Linked DNA regions of Homo sapiens: region 2 is linked to region 1. Evidence: read pairs that join two places in POLR2A ChIA-PET (ENCODE). Cell type or tissue: GM12878. All regions are shown on one strand.

What was found. Peaks named below come from ENCODE experiments on the same cell type or tissue, not always from the same donor. Only the 100,000 strongest peaks of a DNase experiment are listed, where the experiment ranks them.
Region 2: POLR2A ChIA-PET joins it to region 1 with 5 read pairs; 2 of 35 experiments call an interaction of 5 or more read pairs at or near these places.

Annotation. Positions count from the first base shown.
Region 1 is chr10:18,413,809-18,421,808 of GRCh38, forward strand. The region is part of intron 3 of CACNB2 (calcium voltage-gated channel auxiliary subunit beta 2); the gene reads left to right. Among named protein-coding and RNA genes, the nearest start is that of CACNB2-AS1, 120 kb to the right of the region's middle. In GM12878, no CTCF peak of the experiment used is centred here; a DNase peak (open chromatin) is centred at 4,934.
Region 2 is chr10:18,494,965-18,502,964 of GRCh38, forward strand. CACNB2 (calcium voltage-gated channel auxiliary subunit beta 2) reads left to right here. Exons shown (of 14, transcript NM_201596.3): 4 at 3,391-3,513; 5 at 5,848-5,984. Among named protein-coding and RNA genes, the nearest start is that of CACNB2-AS1, 40 kb to the right of the region's middle. In GM12878, no CTCF peak of the experiment used is centred here; a DNase peak (open chromatin) is centred at 6,427.

The DNA of each region.
Region 1 (8,000 bases):
TTGAATAAGCTGTTACGTATAAAGCACAAGGTTCCTGGACCTGTCTTTCCCTACTCTAGCCCTTGTGATGGGCACAGGCAACTGGGGCACACAGCACCTGCCGTGGAGCAGTTCAGGGTGTTGTGAGGAATCTGAATGGAAAGTAATGAAACAAGTGTCTTTGCCTCCTCTGTAGTTATGTGCGGTCTTACACTATTTTACATGGTCACTATCAGCTTAGTTGTTTGTCACTTGTTGGTGACTGCTGTAAGGTAGATTTGAGATGTCCAGGGACTGCAGAGCTGCCTGGGATATGACTGGCATTGACACACTTGCTTGATCTCACAGCAGTTGCCATGGCAGGTCAGGTTGCATCCCCACCCATCCCAGTGACGAAGGCATGGGCCTTGTCTCCTGTACTCTAACTTTGAGATGTGCTTTCTGCCTCTTAGTCACATGGGTGCAGATCTCTGCCTGAGTTATCAAGAGCAATTGAACTCTCTCTTGCTCCTCTCACAGGCTCTTTTCTGAGTAACACCAAGTACTTGGGAACAAAATTACACATTGCTCTCTGTTTATTTATGGTTATATTTATCTTGGCAATCGACCTGTTAAGCTAGTTTTAACTTTCTTATGGGTAACAGTCACATGTTTTAAAAGGAACCTGATGGTTCCAGAATCCTTGTTACTACTACCTTTTTTTTTTTTTTTTTTTTTTGGAGACAGAATCTCTGTCACCCAGGCTGGAGCGCAGTGGCACAATCTCGGCTCACTGCAACCTCTGACTCCCGAGTTCAAGCAATTCTCCTGCCTCAGCCTCCCAAGTTGCTAGGATTACAGGTGTGCACCACCACAGCCTGCTAATTTTTGTATTTTTAGCAAAAATGGGGTTTCACCAGGTTGGCCAGGCTGCTCTCATAGACTTCTGGCTATTTTAAAACCATAAATAGATTAAGGAAGGATTATTATAAATTGCAGTTCAAGCTTTTTTTTTTTATCTTAGAGCACTATAACTGAATGTCTTTGTTGTATCATTGTAAACACAGCAATAAATATGCAGTTCTTCCCTCCCTTTTTCTCCACCAGATGTTAACAGGGAACGACATGAAGACTTTTACGCAGAGCTTAAAACAGTCAACCCTCTCTGTTCTTACAAGTTTTTGCCCCATCAATGGCTACATAAAAGATGTTGAAAACTGTGGAAAAAAGTAGAATGTATTTAATTAGCAAACATTTGATGAGTGGTATCATGCTATCGAGTTGGAATTTAAGGAAGGGAAATTGAAGATGTGTTAGATGTGGTGGTTTCTTCCTCAAGAAGCTCATGGTCTAATGGTCATGCTAAAAATGTGTATCACTGAGTAATGTGGTAGCTATCAGACTTAAAGCACTGTAGGCTTGGCATGGTGGCTCATGCCTGTAATCTCAGCACTTCGAGAGGCTGAGGTGGGAGAAAAGCTTTAGGCCAGGAGTTTGAGATCAGCTTGGGCAACACAGTGAGATCTCATCTCTACAAAAAATAAGCAAAAATAGTTAGGTATGGTGGTACATGCCTGCAGTTCCAGCTACTCAGAAGGCTGAGGCAGGAGGATTGCTTGAGCCTAGGAGTTAGAAGCCACAATAAGCTATAACTGCACCAATATACTCCAGCCTGCATGACACAGAAAGACCTTGTCTCTTAAAAAAAAAAAAACAAAGAAAAGAAAAAAAAAGCATTATGAGCCAAATGGCAAATGGGTGGACCCCAACACTGCTGGAGAAGGCAGTGCTGATGACCAGAGAAGGGCACTTTAAATTATATAAGCCCCCACTGTTAGTGACTGACCCTCTGGAGGCAGAGCCTACGTTAACCAGCAATGTGATTCTCTCTAAGGTTAGCAAGATGATTGCTAACTATGGGGTCCAACAACGCCTGCCATTTTAGATTATTTTCATTTTAAATCTCAATTCGCAATTTACTTAATGGCCCAAGCATTTTTTCATCCTCATAACCATTCGTAAGTGTACAATTGTATGAAGTATTTCACACTGTTGTGCCACAGATGCCTAGAATCTTTTCATCTTGCAAATCTGAAACTCTATATCATCTGAACAATTCCTTATCACCCTGCCCTGCCTCAGCCCCAGACAACTACCATGCTACAATTTTTTTTTTATTTGCTCAAATTTATGGGGTAGCTAAGACATTTTTTACAGGTATATAATGCATAATGATCAAGTCAGGGGACTCAGAGTGTCCGTCACCCAAGTACAGCAGTTTTGTTGAGTATAGTCATCCTACTCTGCTGTCAAACACTGAATTGATTCCTTCCATCTTACTGTATGTTTGTACCCTTTAACCCACCTCTCTTCCTCCTCCCTGCACCCCCCACTCACCCTTTTCAGTCTGTTATTTTTCCACTCTTTATCTCCATGTGTTCAATATTTGTCCCTTTGTGACTGGCTTATCTCAGCATGATATCCTCAAGATTCATCTATGTTGTCCCATGTGACAGAATTTCCTTCTTTTTCAAGGCTGAGTAATATTCCATTACATGTATAGACCACATTTCTTTATCCATTTATCTGTCAATGGGTATTTGGGCTGCTTCCACCTCTTGGCTACTGTGAATAATGCTATAAAGTTTTGTTTGCTTCTTTGTTTTTTGAGACAAAGTCTCACTCTGTCACCCAGGCTGGAGTGCATTGGCACGATCTCAGCTCACTGCAACCTCCACCTCCTGGGTTCAAAGGATTCTCCTGCCTCAGCCTCCTGAGTAGCTGGGACTACAGGTGTGCGCCATCATGGCCAGCTAATTTTTTTTAGTAGAGACAGGGTTTTGCCATATTGGCCAGAGTGGTCTTGAACCCCTGACCTCAGGTGATCCACCAGCCACAGCCTCCCGAAGTTTTCTTTAAATCTTCAACTTTTTTTCAATGAGCCTGTCAAGGTGGACTGTCAGCAAGCAGGAACTATAGCGTATGTTTCACAGCGGCTCAGTGTTTAACTTCCCGTTGTATTGTTTTGCTTGGTCTTTAACAAGTACTAAGTAGGGAAGTGGAAGCAGATATAGTTACCCCATTTTATGGATGAGCAAACTGATGGTGGATACTGAAGGATCTTGCCCAAGCTCACTGAGCTCATAAGGGGCAGAATTAGGGCAAGGACCCAGGCTTCTGCCTCATTTTTTTTTTTTTAATGTTCTTTCACCTCATCAAGGAGCTGCTTTTAGAAAGACACAGGCTTATGAAAGCAGAAAGTGCATTAAAAAAAAAAAGACACCAGCTGAGAATGCATTAATGTTTCCTCTTTGTTTCATGCTCTAGAGAGATTAAGGAAATAAAAGCTTTTTTTTTTCTCTTTAACTATAAAAGCAAAAATAAAGCAGGGCAGCTATTAAGACGATTTTAAAAGTATAAACATCTTCGTGCAATTTTTTTTTGCTGTTGAGTCTGGATAGAGTTTACAAGCAAAAAACTCACCTTTTGTCCTGCTTTTTAAAGTTTAGTTTATTGTCATTACACCATTGATGTGAAACAAGTCAATTTTTACACTTCAACATTATTTAAACAAAAATCTTGAGCTAAAAATTCTTTTTTTTTTTTTTTTTTTTTTTTTGAGACGAAGTTTCACTGTTGTTGCTCAGGCTGGAATGCAGTGGCGCGATCTCGGCTCACTGCATCCTCTGCCTCCCGGGTTCAAGCGATTCTCCTGCCTCAGCCTCCCTAGTAGCTGGGATTACGGGCACACACCACCACACCCGGCTAATTTTTGTATTTTTAGTAGAGACAGGTTTCACCATGTTGGCCAGGCTGCTCTCAAACTCCTGACCTCAAGTGATCCACCTGCCTTGGCCTCCCGAAGTGGAGATAAAAATTCTTGAATTTAATATGTTGTTAGTTAAAGGAAGACCTTCCAGGATGTCTGTGTATATCCTTTTCATGGTTAAATGGAGATACAAATGGAACGTACTTAATACTATTTGAATATGCCTTTTCCTGTAGAGAAATGGAAAAATAATCAAATATCTAGGAAATAGATTGTATGAAGAATGCTGAAGAAACAAAATTTAAATAGAGCAAGGAAGAGAAAATTGAAGTTAAAATGAAACGATTTAAAAAAAGATTTTATTAAGTGTTGCCTATTCGTAAGGGGAAAAAAACGAAAGGAACAAACTAAAAATTACAGCAGCCAAAAATATAAAGTTAGATGTAACAATTGACTAGAGAAACATGAAGACGAGTTATAAAGGAAGATTAGGAGACTGCTGTAGTGCAGGAGTGCAGGGTTGTGGTTTTTTGTTTGTTTGTTTATTTGTTTGTTTTTGAGATGGAGTTTCGCTCTGTCGCCAGGCTGGAGTGCAGTGGCGCCCTCTTGGCTCACTGCAACCTCTGCCTCCCATGTTCAGGCGATTCTCCTGCCTCATCCTCCCGAGGAGTTGGGACTACAGGCGCACGCCACTATGCTCAGCTAATTTTTGTATTTTTAGTAGCAATGGGGTTTCACGATATTAGCCAGGATGGTCTCGATCTCTTGACCTCGTGATCCACCCGCCTTACTAAACTCCATTTTTAAGGAAGGAAAATGAATCGCACAATCCGCTGTCAGTTGTTTATTCTGATTTCCTACTAAAAATTATTTCAATTGATATTTGCAGGATTAACACATGTTAAAGCAAACTAAATATGGCCTGAGAAGGCCTCCTTACTTCTACATTTGAGTCCTCGTGGATGAACTGTAATCTAGCTTAATAGGCAGATAAGATTGAAAACCTAACTTGGAAGTATGTGCCTGTAACAGTAACTGAGTCTTGGCCAATCCCAGCGGCCGTACTTCAACCACTCACAGACTGCTAAGTGTTCAAACTGTGTTCAAATAAGACAAACGCCAATATGTAGCCAGTCCAGCTATTTCTGTACCTCACTGCCGATTTCTGTATGTCACTTCCCTTTTTTTTGGTCTATAAATGTGTTCTGACCACAGGGCATCAGGGCGTCAGTTCTTGAATATTTGACACCAGTATCATGGTCTCATCCTGCCCTCCCTAGACTGGACAGGAAGTGAATTCAACAGGAAGTAGGCAAAAATGTACAGTCTAATCTTCTCGTCTTTGGCTTTCTCGTTTCATTCCCTGGATTTTTAAACAACCAACTATCCCTTTGTCTTCTTAGAGGAACTGTAATCATCCCTGAATGAAATATTTATTGGATCAGTTGTAAGCTTACATTTGAGTCAACCTACATTCCTTACAGTTGAGGGTTAAGTTTCAAGATCCTTTATGAGGCAACTCAGTGACACTCATCCCCAGGCAGAATTAAAGGAGATCTTTGGCTGTGACAATCTAAAGCTCTTTGGCTATGACAGAACAAGGAAAGTTACCGTGGTTGAACTAGATGGGAAGAACTACTTGCTTCTCCTCTGAGCGTACTGTGACTTGCTTAATTCTATGAGTTTAAGTAGCCTGAGGATTCAATAGGTCACATAATGGATATGCAAAATGGAGTATAGAAACCCTTTAATAAGTAAAAATCTCCAGGTGCTGTATTCAGCATACTTGCATGGATCCCTGACACTGTGGTGTATGTTAGGTAAGACATAGAAAATGCAATAGTAACTGTATTATAATGTACACAACCATTCTCTTCAACTCTTTACTTTAAAATGAGAGAGAGAGAAGGTGACACGGAGCCCTAGTCACACAGCTATGATTGGACTAAGGTTATGAACTAGTGTCCATTTTACCACATGGTCCATCTACTGAATTGGAGTTTCAGGGGTGGTAGTTGAGTCAGGACCCTCTTATTCAAATGATCAAAAGTCCAATAAAGGTGTACCTGGAAAAGGGGTCTTGTCCAGACCCCAAGAGCGGGTTCTTGAATGTCACATGGGAAAGAATTCAGGGAAAGTCACAGAATATATTTAAAACAATTTATTAGCAACTGCTGTATTACAGAGTAGAGCATCCTCAGAAAGAAAGGGGAGGAATGTCCCTATCTTAAATGGAATGCTGGCTTATATGGGTTATTAAGGTTAAGAATAGTGTACTTTATTACAAAAGCTTGTGATCAGCTGTGACAGGCTATTAGTATTGTTATTTTCCTATGTTAATATTGATTTCAGCAAGAATTTAGGAATGCACTACTATCTCTAAAGCAAAACTTCTTATTAAACTAAGAATGTTTTTTCTGTTTAAAATATCAGGACATTTCTATAAGTTCTAGGTTTTTATTTAGTTAGTTAGCATCATTAACTCGTTCCCTCAACTGTAAGTATCTTATGACCAGGCGTGCCCAACCCCCTGGGAATGTAACCCAGCCAGTTTGGCCTTATCTGGCCTTTGTTCAAGATGGAGTCACTCTGGTTAGGATGCCTGTGACCAAAGGACATAGCCAAAACTTGAATGTTTCATCTCAGCCTAATACACTGATGAATGTATACTCCAGCATTAATCTTTTGTTATGAAACCAAGATCTATTCTTTAAGTAGAAGTCTGTGTATTAGTCTGGGTTCTCCAGATAAACAGACCTAATAGGAGATAAACACACATACACACACACACACACAGAGAGAGAGAGAGAGAGAGAAGTATATGGAGATTTATTATAAGAAATTGGTGCACATGATTATGGAAGCTAAGAAATCCCATGATCTGATCTGCCAACTGTAACTGGGGACCCAGGAAGGCTGATGGTATAATTCCAGCTCCAAGAGCAGAGAAAAGATCGATGGATGTCTCACCACAAGCAGGCAGGCAGAAAGAAAAATGAGTGAATTCCTCCTTCTTCTACCTTGTATTCTATTCAAGCCCCCAACAGATTGGATCAAGCTCATCCACATTGGAGAAGGCAGTCAACTTACTCAGTCCACCAATTCAAATGCTAATTTCACCCCAAACACCCTCACAGACATACCCAGAAATATTGTTTAAATTTGCACCCTGTGGTGCAATCAAGTTGACCATAAAATTAGCCATCACAGTCAGCTAATTGAAGTTATTACTCTACTTATATGACCATCTTCAGTCTAGAATTTAGTTAAACATTCGAGTTGGACCATTATCTGTAGGAATTTGGGTTCCAGGAAATACAAGAAGAACTGAAAATAATTTTTTAAAAAAATTTAAACCATAGTCATGTTTATGCCTGAAAATAATACTTTAAATTTTTTCCTAAATATTCTAGAAATTAAAGTTTACCAAACATGAACCATTTGTTATTAATATTATACTTTTGATGAATGACTTGATAAAATACAAAAGAAGGAAATGTATTTTTTAGGAGAGGAATTTGAATAATTTTTCCCCAAAAAATTCATATGTATGTAAAATATCTTCATCTTAGTAAAGGTCCATTAGCCCTTGTTAACTCTGGTCCAAGAAAATCTATCAATTCAAGTTAGAAAAACAGGTACTCAATAATCTTAGCCCTTGACATTTTTCTTTAAATTTCTCTGAAATACATATTTTTTTTTTTTGTTTCCTTGGCTGAAAAATGTTCATTGTAATATTACCAGTGTGGTTTTTTTTGTTTTTTTGTTTTTTTTTTTCTAAGACAGAATTTCACTCTTGTTGCCCAGGCTGGAGTACAATGGTGCAATCTTGGCCCCCTGCAACCTCTGCCTCCCAATTTCAAGTGATTCTCTGGCCTCAGCCTCCGGAGTAGCTGGGATTACAGGAATGCACCACCACACCCGGCTAATTTTTTGTATTTTTTAGTAGAGACAGAGTTTCTCCATGTTGGTCAGGCTGGTCTCAAACTCCCGACCTCAGGTGATCCACCCACCTCAACCTCCCAAAGTTCTGGGATTACAGGCCTGAGCCACCGTGCCTGGCCCAGTATGGTATTTTTAAAAGGTTTTTTAAGTGGTTATTTTTTTCTGGCTCATGAATATCTTTGAATATATGATATGAATCTGTGAGCCTTCTCCAAAAAATAGCTTATATCTAAACAGCTTGGCTTATATTTCCAGGGTCTCCACAGGCCTCTGAAACAAACCTATATATCCTAAGGGTATACAAAGTACAAGAATCTCTTGCTAATAA
Region 2 (8,000 bases), 81 kb after region 1:
AGTGCACCTTGCTTTAGTGCTGGGTACAGTATAAAACAGTGTGGCCCATTTGGACAGTAGTTTAGAATAAAAATTTAAAAGTCTTAATAACTCATGTCTGACACATGCTACCTCTGGGACTCCATCCTAAGAAAATAATTCTAAGTAGAAAGAGGCTTTTGTACAAACATTTTTCAAAGCAGAATATTTTTCATACTGAATAATGTTGTGAACCTAAGTATCAAAGAAGGGTGAATGGTGAATGGTTGAGGGAGTCTTTTTTTTTTTTTTTAGATAGAGTCTCACTCTATCACCCAGGCTGGAGTGCAGTGGTGCAATGATCTTTGCTCACTGCAGCCTCTGCCTCCCGGGTTCAAGTGATTCTCCTGTCTCAGCCTCCTGAGTAGCTGGGATTACAGTCATGTGCCACCATGCCTGGCTAATTTTGTATTTTTAGTAGAGATGGGGTTTCTCCATATTGGTCAGGCTGGTCTAGAACTCCCAATCTCAGGTGATCCTCCCACCTTGGCCTCCCAAAGTGCTGCGATTACTGGCATGAGCCATCACGCCCGGCCAAAATATATTTTTAAAAGTATAAAAACTGTGTGTGTGTGTGTGTGTGTGTGTGTGTGTGTGTGTGTGTGTGTGTATAAGAGATGAGGTCTCACTTTGTTGCCCAGGCTGGTCTCAAACTCCTGGGCTCAAGTGATGCTCCCACCATGCCCTCCCAAAGTGTTGGGATTTACAGGCATGAGCCACGGCACCTGGCCTTTTAAAAAAATATATATTTTTTGCTTTTTCATTTTTTTATGTTTAATATTGGATGAAATGCAATATGTTATGATTGTAGCTCTGGAAGTAAACTTTATATACTTAAGAACATTTCTAGAAAAAATAGAAACATCATACTCTCAAGGATTGTGTTTCAGTTGTACAGGTAAATAAATGTACACATTTATTTACGTGTATTTTTAATTCCCATAATTCCACACAAGAAGCAGGATCCCTGGTATCACTAAAAATTAAAGTGGATGTCATTCGAGACCAGCCTGGCCAATATGGTGAAACTCCATCTCTACTAAAAATACAAAAATTAGCCAGGCATGATGGCGGGTGCCTGTAGTCCCAGCTACTTGGGAGGCTAGGGTAGAAGAATCGCTTGAACCTGGAAGGCAGAGGTTGCAGTGAGCTGGGATCGTGCCACTGCACTCCAGCCTGGGCATCACAGTGAGACTCAGTCTCAAAAAAAAAAAAAAAAAAAAATTACAGTGAATGTCAATAACTGGCTTCCAAATATTTAACTCCACCTCATGTCTATTGTGCCTATATCCAGAATTTGGTTTTCCTTTCCCAATCTGCAAATTGTGACTAGACCATAGTAACATCAGGGATCTTAAGTCAGTCTTAACCCAGACAAGAGGCAGGTAGAACAAATTAACTTCGGAAAATTTGGAAATGAAAATGGGTTCTCTCTACTCCAACTCCCCTGTGTCTTCTCTGGCAAGTCCAGGTAGAGAGCGCATTGAATAGGGAGAAACTGCTCCCTTCTCCTGAGAGGTCGAAATAATTTTTTTAAAGAATAGGTTAAGCCGGACGCGGTGGCTCATGCCTATAATCCCAGCACTTTGGGAGGCCAAGGCAGGCAGATCACCTGAGGTCAGGAGTTCAAGACCAGCCTGACCAATATGGTGAAACGCCATCTCTACTAAAAATACAAAAAATTAGCTGGGCGTGGTGGCGGGTGCCTGTAATCCCAGCAACTCGGGAGGCTGAGGCAGGAGAACCGCTTGAATGCAGGAGGCGGAGGTTGCAATGAGCCGAGATCATGCCATTGCTCTCCAGCTTGGGCAACAAGAGCGAAACTCCGCCTCAAAAAAAAAAAAAAAAAAAAGGAAAAAAAGAAAAAAAAAGTAGGTTAAAAGGAATATCACATGAAAAACTATGTTACTTTGTATATATCATGTATATAAGAAATACATAGAAGAGGCCAGGCATGGTGTCTCGTACCTGTAATCCCAGCACTTTGGGAGGCTGAGGCGGGCAGATCACCCAAGGTCAGGGGTTCGAGACCAGCTTGGCCAACACAGTGAAACCCTGTCTCTTCTAAAAATACAAAAAATTAGCTGGGCGTGGTGGCTCACGCCTATAATCCAAGCTACTCGGGAGGCTGAAGCAGGAGAATCAATTGAACTCCAGAGGAGGAGGTTGCAGTGAGCTGAAATTGCACCACTGCACTCCAGCCTGGGCTACAAAGTAAGACTCTGTAAAAAAAAAAAAAAAAGAAAAGAAGAAAAAAAGAAAGAAAGAAATATATAGAAGCAATCCACTTGCCCATAATGGGAAAGAAATACAATACCACTTAGAACAATACCATTTTCACCATTTCTGAGCTTACCTGTTTCTTTCATCTTGTGGATAAATAGGTATTAGCTAAAGAGAGAATAAATGCTTATCTGTAAATTCTTTTGGTTTGATTTGTTTTTTTCTTTTTTTTGAGACAGGGACTGACTTTGTCCCCCGGGCTGGAGTGCAGTCGCGTGATCATGGCTCACTGCAGCATAGACCCCCTGGGCTTAAGTGATCCTCTTGCCTTAGCCTCCCAAGTTGTTGGGAGTATAGGTGCCTGCCACCACACCTAGCCTAATTTTTGTTTTTGATTTTTAGTGAGAAGAGGTCTTGCTATGTTGCCCAGGCTGATCTTGAACTCCTAGGGTCAAGCAATCCTCTTGCCTTGGCCTCACAAAATGCTGGGATTACAGGCATGAGCCACCACTCCTGGCCCTTTATCTGTAAAATTTCAAAGCATCAAATAAGGAAAGAGATCTTAATTAATATCTTTAGTAGCTGAACAAACTCAAGTAGGAGAAATAATAGAAGAAAAAGTCATTGCTTTCATAATTCGTTGCAGCCATGAATGAGAGTTGCTATAGTTGTAGCATATTTTCCCCGGCTCTTTTCTCATTCAATGATTGTACCTTTCGGAATTATGTCTTTAATGATTAATTAATTAAAGTAGATGTTTGGGGTAGCAAGGCAGTGACTAAGTCCTTTCCACTGAAACGGAAGAACTGGGGATTTTATTCATGTTTGTGTTTCCTGATTTACAGTTGCTACAAGCGCCAATGTTGAAAACACATATTTCCGTGGCTCTTCTTCACCTTCATTACTTGTAGTGCTTTCAAAGAGAACAATGGCCTTTTTCTAGTTCAGAAATGGGTGTTATGTAGCTCACAGCTGGGAGATTTCAAGTGTTTTGAATACGAACAAGCTGTTTTGTGATAAAGAACCAGTGCAGAGGGGAAACCAACAATGATTACAGTAGTTATTCAGTATGTCTTTGTGTTTGAGGGAAAAAGGAGGGACAGTGTTGTTTTGCTCTTATTTTTTTCCCTCTTCCTTTTCCCACTTTAGACAAAGCCCGTTGCATTTGCGGTTCGGACAAATGTCAGCTACAGTGCGGCCCATGAAGATGATGTTCCAGTGCCTGGCATGGCCATCTCATTCGAAGCAAAAGATTTTCTGCATGTTAAGGAAGTAAGGAGAATAATTTCATTTTCTAACAGCATGATGTTTCACCTTGACATACCATTTCTTATTTCCTATTCATATGCCGTTTCTGTGAAGTAGCATTGCACATCGCTGCAGTTGTATAACACACATAACTAAATCAATGGCTCTCAACCTCTGCTAATATAAATATACCTTTTAAAGTGGAAAGAAGTCACAGGCCTCTTGCAATAACTTCAGCGCTCCCTGGGGCTCTGTGGCCCAGAAATTGGGAACTGCTAGAGTAGATGATCCTTTTTTATGCTTAACCTATACTTTTTTTTAATGTTTCACCTTGACTAGGTGTAGTTTTTCCTGATGCCTGAAGTCTAGGCATCTGGGGAGGGTTTAATAATAATATCTAGAATTCATGACTCTTCTCTCTGCTGACAGTGTCTCAATACAAACTACTGATGACCTTTTTCCTCCTTAAATGCTAAATTTCTGCAGTGGGTGAGAGAATGGTAAGAATTGACACCAATAAGGCAACAAAGAGGTATCAGGAAAAGTCCTTTTCCTACATGCTAAATGTCTCCACCTTCTAGTGAGCAATGACACAACCTGCAAATTGGAAACTTTCATCCTTAATTAAGGTTTGTTTGGAGTCAACATTTATCAAATGCCTGCCTTGTGGAGCACTGTGTAAACTGACCAGAAATTTCCCCTGTAGAATATTCTCAGTGTGTGATCCTGAGGTTTTTCTTGGACCTGAAGGAATTTATACTTGGAGCTCTTCCATCTAGGGTATATATAATATGTCATAGGAAGTATGTGTAAATCGAAACTCTTCACTGCACTAAAGGCTGTCAGCAAAGGAGTTGATAACTGCCGATTAAAAGAACCTAGGGCTGGGCCCGGTGGCTCATGCCTGTAATCCCAACACTTTGGGAGGCCAAGGTGGGCGGATCACAAGGTCAGGAGATGAAGACCATCCTGGCCAACATGGTGAACCCCGTCTCCACTAAAAATACAAAAATTATCTGGGTGTAGTGGCACATGCCTGTAATCTCAGCTACTCGAGAGGCTGAGGCAGAAGAATAGCTTGAACCAGCGAGTCGGAGGTTGCAGTGAGCCGAGATTGCGCCACTGCACCCGAGCCTGGCGACAGAGTGAGATTCTGTCTCAAAGAAAAAAAAAAAAAAAAAAAAAAGAACCTAGAAGCCTGGGTACTATGGCTCATGCCTGTAATCCAAGCACTAAGAACCTAGAAGCCTGGGTACTATGGCTCATGCTTCCAAGCATTTTGGAAGGCCGAGGAAGGCAGATCTCTTGAGCCCAGGAGACCAGCCTGGGCAACAGGGTAAAACCCCATCTCTAAAAAAAAAAAAAAAAAAAAAATTAACCTGGTGTGGTAGCATACACCGGTAGTCCTAGCTACTCAGGAGGCCAGTGGATTGATTGAGCCTGGAAATTCAAGACAGGAGTGAGCCAGGATCATGTCACTGCACTCCAGCCTGGGCGACAGAGCAAGACCCTGTCTTGATTAAAAATAGAAGAGCCTAGAGAATTTAGAGCCTACCATTTTGGTAACCTCTGAAAAGAGATGTCAAATACTGGCTAGGTGGGAACAATAGAAAAAGTTATCAGCTGTGCCTAGAATCTCACTTTACACCAGGAAGTTAGATTATTATGAGGTCTCTTCTTGATGATTGATGCTGAAAGGGGGATCTTTCCACCATGAAAGGAAAAGAAAAACAGAATGTATATTCTTCTTCGACGTGTTCAAGGACAGATTTATTCAATCGAGGAAAAAGAAGGCAAATCACAAAGATTTAAGATACATATTCCACCTGCAAGACATAAATTGTCAACATCACACAAGTAGAGAAATCATCTGTGAACATCGCATTGTATATTTATAAAACTGTTTGCACAAAGGTAAATTGTCCTGTGACATGAAATATTTAAGGTACACTTCAATATTTATCTCTTTCTCTCAATAATTCCAATTGGTCTGATTATATAAGGGGAAGATTTCTGTAACAGTACTTCCTAAAGATCTCTTGGTAGGATGGGCTGTTATTCTTTGAACCCAGAGAGCTTATCCCTACTCATGGTGACAGCAGCTGCTGCAAGGGAATTCAGCCTGGTCCTACGGCAGCACCAGGACAGACAAGGAACGCAGAGCCTTTGATAGATTGCTGAGGACGCTAAATGCATTTCTTACATGTGAAACCCATGAGCCGAAGGGTTTCTTGAATGATAATATTTAAGGCATAGTTAATGGTCATTGCCATATTTCTCTCGACTGAAAATAGTGTGGAAGAACAAGGATTTGACCTTCTGTGCACTGATTTTTAATGCTTTTGATTTTGTGTTTAGAAATTTAACAATGACTGGTGGATAGGGCGATTGGTAAAAGAAGGCTGTGAAATCGGATTCATTCCAAGCCCAGTCAAACTAGAAAACATGAGGCTGCAGCATGAACAGAGAGCCAAGCAAGGGAAATTCTACTCCAGGTATGAGACAGATGTCAAGTGTTTGCATAAAACTTAGATTATACCACTATCTGTGTACTGTTGTCTGCTGTATTCTGTATCCTTTATTATGTATTAACAAGGAGGCTGGTAATATGGTTTATTGATAGCATCACAAATCTTGCATTTTCCTGCATTTAAAAAACTTCAGTCCAGCACCTGATTTTCACCCTATTTGGGAAAGTGTCAAATTATTATCATTAATGAAAAGAGCTAAGGTCATAGAGTATTAAATTCAGGCTCCAGGGCAGAGGAAAATCTGAAACCTTAATCATTTACTGAAAAATAGTCTGGCACATCATAGCCCTGGTGACTAATCCCACTGTCTGTAGCTGCCTGGTATGGCTGGGAGATGTTTGAGAGATGACATTCTCAGACATCATCAGGCAGTGGCAGCTCTTGTCATCCGTTAGTTTCATTTTCACCTGAGAAACTCAATTTTCAGTTCTACCCACTGTTAAGCACTTAAAGAGAAGCGAAGTATGAAACAAGTTAAAACTGCCTGTGCAGATGGCAATTAGATGAGTTATGTAAGAAGCTGGGGCTGAATAATCCCTCCTAGGATTTGTGAGGTTGTCTGTCCCTCTCTGAAAGAATCACTAGAAAGGCTTCTCGTAGATGTACTGAATTTTCCATGGAATCGTATGCAGACGGGTCTAAGGACGCAGCATGCCTCTCCCAATGTGAAAGGATGGGACATGGGCAAGGCCTTTCTTAAATACGAATCGCTGGATTTCTCTTTTCTCCATCTTACATCTTATTTGTTTATCTAAGATGCAAATCCCTTTGTCAGTGATAATACTTTACTGTGAGCAAGTATTTTTTTCAAGCGTCAGCAGATGAGTGAAACAGAATATGCTTTGTGGTTTGGAACACCCATCCTCATTAACTGGCTTTTCATAATTGTCAAGTTCATTTAGTTCAGACGGATTCCTCTGTGTTTTGAGACCTCCACCCCAGAATTGACTTTCATTAATTCCTGGGTTATTGAGAGCACTCAGATGGTGAGATGCATTCAGTCATATAAAAGTAGAGGCATGCATAAAAAAGAACAAAGATTGGCCGGGCATGGTGGCTCATGCCTGTAATCCCAGCACTGGGAGGCCGAGGCAGACAGATCACCTGAGGTCAGGAGTTCAAGACGAGCCTGGCCAACATGGTGAAACCCCATCTCTACTAAAAATCCAAAAATTAGCTGGGCATGGTGGCGGGAGCCTGTAATCCTAGCTACTCGGGAGGCTGAGGCAGGAGAATTACTTGAATCTGGGAGGTGGAAGTTGCAGTGAGCCCAGATTCGTGCCACTGCATTCCAGCCTGGGCGACAGAGTGAGACTCTATCTCAAAAAAAAAAGAACAAGATCATGTCTTTTGCAGCAACATGGATGGAGCCGGAGGCCATTATCCCAAGCAAACTAACACAGGAATAGAAAACCAAATACGGGGGCCACGTGCGGTGGCTCACACCTGTAATCCCAGCACTTTGGGAGGCTGAGGCGGGCATATCACAAGGTTAAGAGATTGAGACCATCCTGGGCAACATTGTGAAACCCCGTCTCTACTAAAAAAAAAAAAAAATTAGCTGGGTATGGTGGTGTGTGCCTATAGTCCCAGCTACTTGAGAAGCTGAGGCAGAGAATCACTTCGAACCCGGGAGGCAGAGGTTGAAGTGAGCCAAGATCGCACCATTGCACTCCAGCCTGGCGACAGAGCAAGACTCCATCTCAAAAAAAAAAAAAAAAAAAAAAAAAAAAAAAAAAACCGCATGTTTTTACTTATAAGTGAGAGCTAAACATTGAGAACATACACCAGGAAGGGAACATAAGACACTGGGGACTACTTGAGGGTGGAGGATGGGAGGAGGGTGAGGATCAGAAAAACCACCTCCTGGGGCATTATGTTCATTATCTGGGTGACAAAATAATCTGTACACCAAACCCCTGTGACATGCAGTTTACCTGTGTAACAAACCTGGACATGTACCCCGAAACTAAAAGTAAA